2 separate regions of the Homo sapiens genome follow, and region 1 is linked to region 2. Evidence: chromatin contacts called from ENCODE Hi-C or POLR2A ChIA-PET data. All regions are on one chromosome and are shown on one strand. Each heading gives the region's core, a stretch centred on a gene start or an enhancer-like site at or near the end of the contact. The rest is flanking DNA. Distances are from core to core; before and after follow the strand shown.

Region 1 (7,199 bases), core at 2,151-4,650, 120 kb before region 2:
TTAATTTTTAAAAAATGAGAAAATGAGACTGACATCAGACTGATTTTTTATAACCTCTTTTTTCTTCCACTTAATATATTGTGGACATTTTTCTGTATCTTTGAATATTTTTTCAAAACATGTTTTGAATGGATGCTTAGTGTTCCCTTATAGCAATGAGCTATAATTTATTAAACCAATTCTGCATCATTGAGTCTTAAGGCAATCCTCCCAGCTCTTTTTATTGCTATAAAGAGCTTAAGGGACATTCTCAAACAAAATAAATCTTTGTGCAAACTCTGGCTTTTTCTCAACAAATTCCTAGAGGTGGGGTTGCTGGGTCAGAAGGTAAGAATGCTTCTCACTCTTCTTAGATTTGTCTGTTCGTGGGAGTCAGATGTACCCCCGACCAACCCCCATGTAGTCAAGAGAAGTTTTCCATGTCTCTTCTTAGCTTTCACATTTGCTACTAACCTTGGCCCTCAAGATCCCCTCTCCTACTTCCTTGGGGAAGCCATGCCAGGGAGCAGCTGTATATCTGTAAATCCACGTTCCTGCTCATTGTGACCTAGGGGTAGCAGGCTCCACAATCCACCAGAAAACCCTAGCAAGGCCAAGTCCTGGCTGGAGTTGTCATGGTGACAGACAAGGACAGCAACACTTTATCCACATCCCACCCAAAATCTTCAGAATTCAGAAGACACTGGGGAAAATGCCTGCTTTATAAGCTGGGACAGTTTAATCCTATCCTAAGCAGTGGGGATCCTATATGAGCAAAGGTGACAGCCAGCAAAATGTCACATAGATCTTATAAAAATACCACTTCCATGTTTTCCTTTTCACTGCTTTGTCTTTTTTTTTTCTTCCCTCTCTTCTGCTTTCAATAAATACCAAATAATCTTAGATTTCCAAAAGTCAATCTAAGCATGCACCCAGGGGACTTACGACACAAGGGTATTAACAATGAGAACACACAACAAATGCAAAAGACCCTTTGAGACAATCAGGGAAATCTGATAATGGGTTAGGTACTGGAGGTTGGAGGATGCCCAAAACAAAAACAAACAGAACATACCCAACTCATTAAGGTATGATACTGGCTTTATGGTTATATGAGAATATGTCCATAATTTTCATGGATTATACCAAGGTATGTGCAGATGAAATGACATGATGCCTTGGATTTGCTTCCAAATAGTTTAACCAAGAAAAAGAGCAAAAAGATCAACAAGGCAGATGTGGCAGAATTTTAATAATATTGTACCCAGATGAGAGGTTCAAAAATCCTACTCTTCTGAGTGTGTTTAAAAGTTTTCGTAACAAAAAAATTTAATGAGAACAATGTCATGTGCTTTACGTACATACTTTCTAACAAAGCATTGAAATGGGTGTTATAGAAAAACATCAGAGCTCTTACATTTATTTCGTGACTTAACATTTTCTTCTGAGTTACATGTGGGGTTGCACCAGCATTGTTTCAGGGCTAAGGGTCCCTAAAGGGATTAACTGAGGCCTGGTGCCCTGTGTTCCATTCCTGAAGCTACAGCGGAGACTCCCCCTCCCTCAATACCAGTCAGCAGGGACAAAGACCAAGGAGACCCCTGCCCCTCCCATTCAGGGTGGGGCCAGCTCTCTCTGTTGGGTCTCAGCCTTAGCATTCCTTACACCTTCTATAATTTAACGCTCAAAAATATATTATTCACACAGAGAAGACTTTTACTGCAGTTTATACACAAGGGCCTGCGAAAGTCAACCTTCTTCCTCCAGCCCTCCCTTGTTCTTGGTTGCTAGGCATTCTGTTGCTTATGAGTACAATATTTACTTTTATTTATTTTATTTGCCTTTGTATTTGAAGAGGTTGGGCAGCACCCAGGATGCTGGGGTTGGGGATTTTCTAGGGGATAAAATGCTCTGTGAAGCAGTTTGTCTCTGTCTGCATCTTGGTGATAGATTATTCCCACACAAGGTCAAGACCCTGAGGTGGTGCTTGGGTCTCTGCTTGAAGCCGTAACTATGGGTTTCCCACAGGAGAGACAGGAGCAAGAGGCTTTAGAACACTGCACGGAAGAGCTGGCCGATCCACCACTCCTCAGTTATTCACACTAAGGGTTTGCTTTGCAAGATAGAGATTTGTAAAATAAATGCTCATACAAGACTCGAATGATAGCATAGATGTAAAATGCAGAAGTCCTGCTTATTGCCCATACCCAGAGCCCTCTAGTGGTAACTACCATGTGCAGTCTGGCATGTTTGACAGTCCCTGCCCTTGTAGAGCTACAGGTCCTCAGCTGTTATTCTATGGACCTGTGGGTGGGGGGCAGTGCATATACAAGATAGAGAAGCCCTGATTCCTACCCTTAGGCATCAAAAAGATCTCTAAGAAGTCTCTAAGGAAAGTGCTAAGGGATTGGTTAGATGCAAAGTTATAGGTTATCATCCTAGCAGTTTAAGAAGTAAATGGTCAGTGAGAACTGAAGTCTTGGGAAACTCCAGGTAACATTTGAGAAATACTCTGAATGACCCAGGAGGTTTACATGATAGAGAAGGAAAGCTTGCCTGCTCAGGGGAGGGGAAAGGAGAGCAGGACCGCAATTGCCATGGTTATAGATGTGCAGAAGACCTGAGACTTTAGGAATCTTCTGAATGCCAATGATACTAATCCACATTGACTCAGGCAAAAGGAGGATTTATTCATGTAATTGAAAAGTTCAAGGGATAAATTGAGTTCAGGCATGGTTTGATCCAGGAGCTCCTAGAATGTCAATAACTTTATCCCTCAGCACCTTCATTCTCCTTCGTGTTGACTTCATTCTTGGACCACATATGGCAGATCAAGATGTGGCCAGCAGCTCCAGGGTCCAACGCTCTTCAGGATAGAGGCTGTGGAAAAAAGAATACATCTCCTTCTGTCAGCTTATAAATAAGTCCCAGGATTTATTCTAGTAGGACAAACTTGGGTTATGTGCCAATCCCTGAAGCAATAACTGTCACCAGAGATTGGAATTATGTCAATTGGCCGGCCTGAGTCAGCTCAGAGAGAAGGGGAGTAGTTGTTATTCAAAGGAGCTTGGAGTTCTGTTCCCAGAAGAGGATGCGCTGGTGTCCCAAGGCCGCCTGCAGAGCATGGCCTCATGGGGACTCTAAACATAATGCGATCTTGCATGCTCTACTTGTAAGAGCCTGTTCAGAAAGGAGCAAAAGCCTACAATAAAGAGGTTCAGTTGAGCAAAGGCTCTTCAACAAACCCGGAGGAGCCTATTGTGCTCCAAGAGTTCCAGGCCAGGATGGTGACTTAGGAGGGCCACACCTACTTCAGCCAGTGCTCCCAGAGCCTGCCGAGGAGAAGCTGGTTGCCTTGTGCACAAATTCAAGCCTGGGGCTTGAGATGACTCAATTGTTCATGCTCTGGAGATGATTAGTCATCCAGAGACACAGGATGTAGAAACCCAGAAAAGTGGTTATTAGAGTTTCTGCCTGGTGTCTGGGTGGGCCGGGAAGTGAAACTGGGGTCCTTGCCATTTGCCATGGCTGAGGCAGCCACAATCTGAGCAGTGGAGGACACAGAGAAAGAAGATGACATGCCTTGGAGGTCCCGAGACCCAAGGCCCAGCAAAGAGGCTGAGGCCCAGCAAAGAAGGAGGCAGCGCCTTCAGGGGCCGCTATGGGGCACATCCAGGAGTGGTCTGGGGGCCACAAGTCCTAGTCCTGGGTGATCCTGTCAGCTGCCAGCCTCCCTCATGGGAACTCCTTTAGTCCAGCAGGGACACGGGAGGAGAAGGGGATCAGGGAGGCTCATCCTCACTGCAGCTTCAATCTCCTGAAACACTGAAATCTCCTGAAACATCTTCAAATCTCCTGAAACACTGAAGCATTTTCATTCCTTTCGTTTTTCTGCTCTTCCCCATGGGCCAATTCCTGTATTCCACTGGAATTGAACAATGTGGAAATAAGAAGATAATGGAGGGAGACTTGCAATTAGTGGGGATAAAGGAAGAAGAACTAAAGGACTTGGAAGATAACCAGTTGCAGGCTTGAGAGGGACCTGTTTCCTCATCGGGTGATAAAAGGAATGTGTTGATTTTAACTGACATGGAGAAGGAAACAGAGCAAGCAGCGCAGGACTTCACTGGGGAACCGGGTGGGCAGGGGAGTTCACCTTTTGAGCAGTAATACTCTTCACTTTATTTAAACCACTTTTTTTTTTTTTTTTTTTTTTTTTTTTTGAGACGGAGTCCCGCTCTTTAGCCCAGGCCGGATTGCAGTGGCACAATCTCGGCTCACTGCAAGCTCCGCCTCCCAGGTTCACGCCATTCTCCTGCCTCAACCTCCTGAGTAGCTGGGACTACAGGCACCCGCCACCGCGCCCGGCTAATTTTTTGTATTTTTAGTAGAGACGGGGTTTCACCGTGTTAGCCAAGATGGTCTCAATCTCCTGACCTTGTGATCCGCCCGCCTCGGCCTCCCAAAGTGCTGGGATTACAGGCGTGAGCCACCGCGCCCAGCCTTAAACCACTTTTTAAACTTTTACTAGTTATTATAAGTAATATTTAAACCACTTTGGACAGAAATATTTCAAAGTGTTTTATATAGTGCTGTGCCTCCTGAAACTTGGGATATCACAGAATTTTTAGTCTTTGAGTTGTCACTGTGAGCATCAGATATGACAATACCTTCTTGAATGTACAAAACGAGACATTCAGACAGCTCTAAGCTGGAATTGAATGATATGGAAATAAGATAATGGAGGGGGACATAATTATGCCCTAAGCTGGGCATAATTTTTGTTTTTTAAAGAAACAGGGAACACTCAGAAAGTAGGAATAGGAGGGAACTTCCTCAACCTGAGAAAGGGTGCTGTGGTCTGAATGTGTCCCCCCGAAATTCATATGTTGAAATCCTAACCTGCAAGGGGATGGTGTTAGAAGGTGGACATTTGGGGGATGATTAGGCTGTGAGGGTGAAGCCCTCATGAATGGGATTAGTGCCCTTATGGAAGAGGCTCGAGAGATCTCCCTTACTCATTTCACCATGTGAGGACACAGAGAAAAGATCAATCAGAAGGTTGGCCCTCACCAGACACTGAATCCGCCAGCACCTTGATCTTGGACCTCCCAGTTTCCAGAATTGTGAAAAATACATGTCTATTGTTCATAAGCCACCCCGTTTATTATATTTTGTTACAGCAGCCTGAATGAACTAACACAAAGGGTATCTATAATAAGCCCATAGCCAAAAAGAGGTAAAAGACTGAATGCTTTCCCCCTAAAAATCAGGTACAAGAAAAAAATGTTCATTTTTGGCACTTCTAATCAATATTGCACTGGAGGTTTTAGCCAGGAAAATTAGCCAGGAAAAAGAAATAAAAATCATCCTGACTAGAAATGAAGACACAAAACTACTTCCATTTGCAGATGACATAATATTGTAGACTGTATAATCTTGTAGAAAATCCTAAGGAATCCACTAAAATATATTAGAACTACTAAATCAGTTCAGCAAGGTTGCAGAACACAAGATAAGTATATAAAATCAATTATATTTCTATACAATAGCAAAGAATGATCTGAAAATGAAATTGAGAAAACAATTCCATTTACAATAGTATAAAAAAGAATAAAATGCTTGGGAATCGATTTAAACAAAGTCGTATAAGATATACACACTGAAAACTATAAAACATTGTTGAAGAATTTCAAAAGATTAAATATAAAGAATTTATGAATTGGAAGACTTAATAGTGTTAAGATGGCAATACTTCCCCAAATGGTCTATGAATTCAATATTCAATACAAGTTCTATCAAAACTCCAGCTGCCTTTGTATATGTATGTGCATGTGTAAATTGACAAGTGATTCCAAAGTATTTATGGAAATTCAAAGGACCCAGAATAGCCAAAACAATCTTGAAAAATAAAAAGAATAAAGTTGGAGGATTCATGCAAAGATTTCAAAAACTACTATAAAACTACAGTAACCAAGACTGTGTGGTACTGGCATAAAGATAGACATATAGATTAATGGAACAGAATTGTGAGTCCAATAATACACCCATATATCTGTAGTCAATTGATTTTCAAGAAAAGTGCCAAGACCATTCAATGGGGGAAAGAACAGTCTTTTCAACAAATTATACTGAAACAACTATATATTCACATGCAAACAAATGAAGTTGGATCCCTGCCCCACACAGTATACAAAAATTAATTTAAAATAGATCATAGACCTAAATATAGAACTAAAACAACAAATCTTTTAGAAGGAAATATGTGTAAATCTTGATGACTTTAGGTTAGGCAATGACTTCTTAGATATGACACCTAAAGCACAAGGAACAAAAAATATCCAGATAATCAAATTTAATCAAAATTTAAAACGTTTGTGCTTCAAAGTATGCTATTACGAAAGTAAAAAGACAACCCACCCAATGGGAGAAAATATTTGCCAATCATATATCTGATAAGGAAATTATATCCAGAATATATAAAGAACTCTTACAACTCAACAACAAAAAGACAGACAAACCAATTTAAAAATAGGCAAACGGTCTGAATAGACATTTCTCTGATGAAGATATTCAAATAAATGATTAACACATGAAAGGATATTCAACATCATTGGTCATTAGGGAAGTGCAAGTCAAAACCACAATGAAATATCACTTCACACCCATTAGAATAGCTATAATCAAAAAGGCAGACAGTAACAAGTATTGACAAAGATGTGGAGGAACTGGACAACTCATAGATTGCTGGTGGGAATGTAATAGGGTGTCATGATCTTGGAAAGTTGTCTGGCAATTCCTTAAAAAGTTAAACATAGAGTTACCATATGATCCAGCAATTTTATGCCAGGTACAGTATGCCCATGATAGTTGAAAATATATGTCCATATGAAAATTCATACATGTCAATATTATATATAATAGCCCAAAAGTCTATCAGCTGATGAATGGATAAAGCATGGTATATCCATACAATGGAATAGTAGCCTTAACAAGGAATGAAGTACTGATACTGATAAACATGGATGAACCTTAAAAACTTTATGCTAACTGAAAGAAGCCAGACCCAAAGGCCACATATTGTATGATTCCATTTACATAAAATGTCTAGAATGGGTTAGTCTATAGAGACAGGAAGTAGATTAATGATTGCCTAGGGATGAGGGCTGTGGTAACATGGGGAGTGACTACCAATGCACATGAGCTTTCTTTTTAGGGTG
Region 2 (7,274 bases), core at 1,181-3,680:
GGAACACTTTTACACTGTTGGTGGGACTGTAAACTAGTTCAACCATTGTGGAAGTCAGTGTGGCGATTCCTCAGGGATCTAGAACTAGAAATACCATTTGACCCAGCCATCCCATTACTGGGTATATACCCAAAGGATTATAAATCATGCAGCTATAAAGACACATGCACACGTATATTTATAGCGGCACTATTCACAATAGCAAAGACTTGGAACCAACCTAAATGTCCAACAACGATAGGCTGGATTAAGAAAATGTGGCACATATACACCATGGAATACTATGCAGTCATAAAAAATGATGAGTTCATGTCCTTTGTAGGGACATGGATGAAACTGGAAACCATCATTCTCAGCAAAATATCACAAGGACGAAAAAACCAAACACCGCATGTTCTCACTCATAGGTGGGAATTGAACAATGAGAACACACGGACACAGGAAGGGGAACATTACACACTGGGGACTGTTGTGGGGTGGGGGGAGGGGGGAGGGATAGCATTAGGAGATATACCTAATGCTAAATGATGAGTTAATGGGTGCAGCACACCAACATGGCACATGTATACATATGTAACAAACCTGCACGTTGTGCACATGTACCCTAAAACTTCAAGTATAATATAAAAAAAAAAAAAGGATCATCCCCTTATCTCCAGCTCTGGTCTCCGGAGGCCCGTGTGGCTGGAGCAAAAAAGGCAATGGGCCGGTGGAGTCTTGTTTAGTGGGGACGCCGTGGTCAGCTCTGAGCTGTTCCTACTGTTCTTAGTGGAGGTAGCAAGACCCCCGTCTCTCCTGGTGGGTAGTGTGGATGTCGCACAGACAGAAGCTCAGGTGGCAAAGGGTCGTGGAAACTTCTGCACCTTCCAGAATACGTGGGTCCATGGACGTGGACCCACGGCCACGTTAAGGCTCATGTTCATTTGTTCAGTTCACTTATTTAATTCATTTGTTCAGTGGTTCCTTCATTAATTCAGTCAATAATATTGTCTTGAGCACTTACTGTGTGCCAGAACCCAAGGTCGGGGCTAAGGATAGAAAAGAGAACTCGGGAGGCTGAAGCAGGAGAATCGCTTGAACCCGGGAGGCGGAGGTTGCAGTGAGCCGAGATCACCACTGCACTCCAGCCTGGGTGACAGAGTGAGAGTCTCCGTCTCAAAAATAGAAAAAAAAAAGAAAGAAAGAAAGAAAGAAAAAGTAACAGAAAAGATGGCTTACAGTCTTTCTTGCCAGTCTCATGAGGCCAGAATATTTGAAAAAAGCATAAATTAAGATACACAGGATTATGAAACAAACCGATTATACTGTCATGCAGTTATCAAAATATTTTTAAGTGGTGCTATACTCGTATATGTTCTTCGTTGATAGAGGATGTAACAGGATCTACAGACCAATCTATTAACTACAGTCATTTCAAAATAGTGATTAGCCCAGCTGATATTTTGAGATAACTGCATCAACTACGACGTGATAGAAAAACAGCTGTGATTTCTGTTGGAGACAAAGTCACAGACACTGCTAATACACTGTGGCTTGTTGCCGATTTTCATAATTGAGTAAATTGTTAAATCTCAGACAGTGAAAATAATGATATAAATATTTTCCTGTCCAAGTTCATAGACCCCCCTCCTCCAGATTTTATTCACAGACTCCTCGATTAAAAAGCCAGATCGGTGAGCAGAAATAAACAGGGTGAGTGTGGACAGTGATGAGCACTTGGAGGAAATCAACAGGGAGAGAGACTAACGATAAAATCAGAAGGGAGGCCCTGTGTGGGATGCAATGGTCGGGAAACGCCTGGATGAGACCACAGTTCACTCTAAAAGCCCCATACAGAGGTCGGAAACAGCTACCAGGGACTCTGATTTAGCCTGTAAATCTGCACAGTCTTCTTGAACATTTAGATCTGGTGTTCAGGACTGGACTCGGCTTTTGACCACAAGGCCTCCCAATCCGGGAAGTCCAGGTCAGCCTCGTGGACATCCAGAGATTTCATCCCAGGGCACTGAAAGTGAAATCTCTGCCTGGGCCCTGAAGCCACTTGATTTTGCAACTTTACCACCTAAACTTTCCTGGGTCACTCTTGGGGCAACCCATCCAGGGCAAGGGTAGTTTGCATGGCAAATGGAACTTTCCAAAGTTTAACTTGAAAAAGATGGTCGGCATCGGTGTCCTATTTAGAAACCAGGCTCCTTCCAGCCTGGGGATCCCCTGAACCTTCCAGATCTTTATCCAACTTTCATTCAAGCTGTGATTCCCCGGTGCCCCTTCTAAGCCAGCAGCTGTGTGACATCTCTGTTCTCATCCACCCATTTCCAGGCAGCAGCGTGTTGGGGGTGGTTAGGGAGTGTAGTGCTGGGTCACAGGCAGCCTTTGTAACTGCATATGAACCAGTGTGGCAAGCTTGCAGGATGATGTCAGAGCTGGCACCGGCAAAGAACAACTTTGTTGACAAGAAGATTAATTAGACAAATGTAGTGCCCATCAGTTATTGCCACCGCCTCCTCGGGGGTCAGCTCTAGTCAGGCCTTTGCTAGAGATTTTTTTTTTCATCTTTTTAGAGAAAGCTTAATCTCCTAACAAGGCAGCCAAGAAACAGTTCATGGCGTGCCAGAAGAGCAAGTGCATACAAGCATGTTCTGAAGTGAGGGTGCCTGCACACCGCCAGGCTGCAGGGCTGGGGCTGGCCCAGGCTTGGAGCCAACTGGGCCTCTTCCTTCTACCTGTACAGACCCAGCCCCAGGAAGCGTGTTGAGCCCCGAATCCTTCCTCACAAGAGAAGACACCCATTTGTGAGCTCTCTTGGCCTCTCTTCCTCTCTTTCCTGGGAGAGCTGCCCCTTTCATGGAGGGGCGGGCAGACAGCCATGCAGGGTCTTCAGAGCTCGGAGGCTTCCGCCACCTACACCTTCCCTCTTTATCCAAAAGGCACCTGCCCCATTGTCCCATTGTGGGAAGAGGCAATGAATGAATTGCTGAGTGGTAGCGGCCTTATTCATCATTCATCAAATACTCAGTAGGTTTATGGGCATATTATATCCCAGCAACACTGCAGTAAAGGAATGATTCCCATGTATCAGGCCCTGGCCCTGGGGAAGGGGTTATATTCTAGAGGGGGAGGCATGGCAATGAGTAAAATAAATACTCCAAGAAGCTCATCTGCACCAGTGGTAAAGGCCAAGAAGGAGCTAGGAGAGGGGATGTGGTGTTGAGGGCCGGGAGATGGCAGCCATTTTGGAAAAGGTGCCCCTGAGGAGGTGAAATTGAATTGAAACTTGAGGAGGGAGAGAATCTGTGGGGAAGAGCTGACTTCCTGTTGGCTGCAGGGGACAGGAAACTGAGAGTGCCAAGGGAGGGGATGTTCTGTGGATATCTGTTGACTGCATGAATAAAACAAAATGTTTCCAAGCTGTGCTTCTCACACTTTAGTGTTGTGTTAGAATCCTTGGGAAGGAGGGTCTTGTTAAAACATAGATGTCCAGCTCCACTGATTCAGAAGGGCTGGTGCAGGGCCCAGAGAGCTGCATTTTAACAGCCCCCGCCTCCAGGCAGCCCTCCCAGTCCCTCCTGGAGCCCCATCTCCAGGCAGGCGCTCAGCCCTGGATTGCAGCCCTGTCTGTCTGTCAGGCCTACCTGAGGTTTCAGAAAGGCCTCACAGTCAGGCTCCCAGGGGCCCAAAGCCAGTGTGGCTTCAGTGGGACCAACCTGACAGCTCCTTATAACTCTAAGGCCTCCACCTCCCACTGGCCAGCAAGGAGCCCTGGTGGGCAGGGGTGGGGCCTGCTCTGTCTCATCAGGCTATGCCCTATCTAGGGCAAGGGGTCCCTGGGGCTGGGGATGGGCTTCCCCTGGATCCTGTACCCTGCCTTTTAGAGTCACGGATACCTGGAACCCTGAGCCAACCTCCAGGTTTGTGTGGGCCTCTCTCCCTGGGTCCATCATTCTTCTGTGGGTGATGGCTCAGCTGGAACTGGGTGGGGGCGTGGATATGTGGGGCTAGTGGGTATACACACCTGTACACACACACACACGTGTGTGCACTAAAAAGCCAAGTGGGGTGAGGCGTGAAGGGGGTAGGCTGCAGCCTGGCTCTCTGTGCTGCCTTTTTTCGAAAGTCAACTCCTCAGAATTCTAAATTCAAACCTTGCCTTCATGATGATGAAGATGTATTTACCAAGGTAGAAAAATTATGGGTTTTATCTTCTAACAACTGATTGGATTGGTAACCTTTTTTTTTTTTGAGACGGAGCCTTACTCTGTCACCCAAGCTGGAGTGCAATGGCGTGACCTTGGCTCACTGCAACCTCCACCTCCTGGGTTCAAGCGATTCTCCTGCCTCGGCCTCCCAAGTAGCAGGGATTACAGGTGCACGGCGCCGTGCACGGCGCCATGCCCGGCTAATTTTTTTTGTATTTTACTAGAGACGGGGTTTCACTGTGTTGCCCAGGCTGGTCTCGAACTCCTGAACTCAGGCAGTCCACCCGCCTCGGCCTCCCAAAGTGCTAGGATTACAGGCATGAGCCACTATGCCCGGCCCCGGATTGATAACTTTTTAATAATTGACACATGGTATGGGAACTTCGCTTTTATTCTCATCTTGGGCCCCCAGAATGTTAGGATGATTGGAGAGAGTTGCAGGGAAGGTACCAGAACCAAGGAATTTTCCCCGTGGATGAGAAGTATGATTCCAAGAACGGAGACTGTGAATTCCCAGTGTTGCCTGCCACCTATCTCTTCATCTTCACCACCCAGGCTTAACCTCCAGGCCAGAGATTGTCCAGGTCTGGTTGGGCAAACCACCCTCAGCGTCTGTTTAGCACGTGGATTCCAGGACCGCACCCAAACCTGATGAATGGGGTCCCTGGAGGTGGGGCTTGGGAGGCAGAATTTTCTGCCCCCTCCTGGTGACTTAGAGGCACCAGGAAATGTGAAATCCACGGTGGGGGAGAGGTGTGGGCCCTTCATTCTGATGGATCCACACTTGGAAACGAGGAGGGGGTTCTGAGCTTGAAGACCAGCTGGAGAGGTGCAGTCTGGGATTTATCTGCTGTCTCTGAATAGATGTTTGGGGACTCCAGGGTCACACATTTAAACGGAACTCCCTTTTCCAGCTCCATGTAGAGGGGGCTCTAAATGCAAGGGGCCCTACTTGGGAAACCTCTCATGTCCTTCCCACATCCATGAGTCCCTGGGGTTCCTCCTGCCCCCCAGCACCATGGAAGAAAGCTACCCTCATGTCCACTCGCCAATTCTCGTCTAGGAGGGAATGTAAAACTCAGCTTGGGACGGAGCGGAAAGGCCCATGCGTGTTCCTGAACTTACCACCAGCAGGAGGCCGCGGGCTTTTCCTCCCCTCTCTGGGCTGCAGTTTTCCTGGATGTAGAGGGGCTTTCAAGATGATACAAGTATCCAACTTTTAAGAAATACATTTCAGTGTAAGGCATCACTTCACTTTTCTTAGTCATTGGAGAGCAAAGGGATGAGGAAATGTCTTTCTTCTTTGGCTAATGGTTTCGGAGTGCTGAGCGACAGTTGAGAGAACTCATTTCAGCAGTGGGAGAAGCCGCCTGCCGGGACGCCATTTCCTGATCTCTGCTGCCCTCTGCTGCCCGGTGCCGGCTGAGACATGCCGATGCGACGCACAGGCCACAGCATCACAGAGCCGCGTCCTAAGACGCTGTTTACCAACAAGGAATCCGAGGCTCAGAATGGGCAGTGACTTCCTCCAGGCCACACAGCAGGTCACCAGAGCTCCTGCCTCCCTAGCAAGTCGGGGCAGAGTCCTCTGGCTCACGGAGTCTCCAAGCGTGGTCGCCAGACCAGCAGCATCAACCTCACCTGAGAATTTGTCTTTTGGGGTCCCACCTCAGACCTCCCGAATAATAAACTATGTGGGTGAGGAGCGCTCAGCATCCTAGTAAACTCTCCAAGTAACCTGAGAACCTTTGCTATCTCTTTGGAAATAGAAATCCAGAAGAGAAACAGACTTTCTTATCATATTGTCCATCTTTAAAACTGAAATAAGACATGGAAAAATGCAGGAGTCTGACTATTCGTTTTCATTTTCATGTTTAAAAAGGTCAGTGCTGTGTGAACATTCAGATGTCCACAGCTCACAGGTATCTTTTTTTTTTCTTTTTTCTTTTATTTATTTATTTATTTATTTATTTGAGATGGAGTCTCGCTCTGTCGCCCAGGCTGGAGTGCAGTGGCGCAATCTCGACTCACCGCAAGCTCTGCCTCCCGGGTTCACGCCATTCTCCTGCCTCAGCCTCCCGAGTAGCTGGGGCTACAGGCGCCGCCACCATGCCCGGCTAATTTTTTTGTATTTTTGGTAGAGACAGGGTTTCACCATGTTAGCCAGGATGGTCTCGATCTCCTGACCTCGTGATCCGCCCTCCTCGGCTTGCCAAAGTGCTGGGATTACAGGCGTGAGCCACCGCGCCCTGCCGCTCACAGGTATCTTAATCGGAACTTTGCAGCGGAGACTTCTCAGGAACAAATACTTAGAAAGTCTCCGTGGTCAGGTGATGTCTATGGAACTCCAGTGAGTGGTAACATGCCTCTGCTCTCGAGTAGGATTTCTGCATTTCGGGGACGCACATCTGATGGCAGACACAATCAAGGGCAGGGATTTCAACTTCGGAGACAATCCTGTTTTGCATTCATTCATTCATTTGTTCATTTAGCAACTGTTGATCGAGCATTAACTATGAATTATAAAGACTACGCTAGCAATTAGGGTAGATGATCCCTTGTTGAAATTACAGCCCGGGGAAGACAGCAGGCCAGAAATTGCACATAAAATGGATTAGCTCAAATTAATTAGTCACAATCATTAATGAGTGAAGGCTATGAAGAAGACATTCTGGGTGCTCCCATAGGCAGGAGGGCGCAGGGAGACGGAGGATTATGAAATGGTGATGACTCATCTTATGAAGGAGGCAGTCCCAGGTGCTATGGGACAGAGAAGGATGCCTCAAGCTTCACCTTCTCAGGTGTGTGGTGCAGATGGAGCTTAGAGGAAACACTTCACAGAGGCTGGGGATTTGTGGGCAGAGTCTTTTTACAATGAGAATTAAGCAAAATTTTTATTTTTTATTGCGGAATAATTGCTATTGTTACCATTTTTGAAAAATTGATTCAGTCTGGGCACTGTGACTCATACCTGTAATCCCAACACTTTGAGAGCTGAGGCGGGAGAATTGCTTGAGGCCAGGAGTTTGAGACTGGCCCGGGCAATATTGCAAGACCTCTGTCTCTACAAATAAATAA

Evidence for each region. A loop is a pair of places that touch in the nucleus more often than their neighbours do. ChIA-PET counts read pairs that join two places held with the same protein, here RNA polymerase II (POLR2A). Pooled maps may share reads with other maps.
Region 1: a loop to region 2 is called in a map of Caco-2, with 8 times the contacts of the local background. The contact joins two enhancer-like sites. A Hi-C loop is called at or near these places in 8 of 168 maps with a recorded cell type or tissue (Caco-2, Calu3, HCT116 and 4 more), 7 of 37 single-sample maps with no recorded cell type and 5 of 50 pooled maps. POLR2A ChIA-PET finds 5 or more read pairs at or near these places in 2 of 52 experiments (IMR-90 and Panc1).

What each region holds. Positions count from the first base shown.
Region 1 is chr10:121,065,477-121,072,675 of GRCh38, reverse strand. All of the region lies in intron 2 of LOC105378521 (a long non-coding RNA gene), which reads left to right. Among named protein-coding and RNA genes, the nearest start is that of LINC01153, 110 kb to the left of the region's middle. Within about 2 kb of position 3,400, at least 4 of the 41 ENCODE cell types and tissues checked have a DNase peak (open chromatin) inside an H3K27ac peak, as active enhancers do.
Region 2 is chr10:120,941,336-120,948,609 of GRCh38, reverse strand. All of the region lies in intron 2 of LOC105378519 (a long non-coding RNA gene), which reads left to right. Among named protein-coding and RNA genes, the nearest start is that of WDR11, 94 kb to the right of the region's middle. RefSeq lists enhancers at 5,486-5,555, 5,460-5,754. Within about 2 kb of position 2,430, at least 8 of the 41 ENCODE cell types and tissues checked have a DNase peak (open chromatin) inside an H3K27ac peak, as active enhancers do.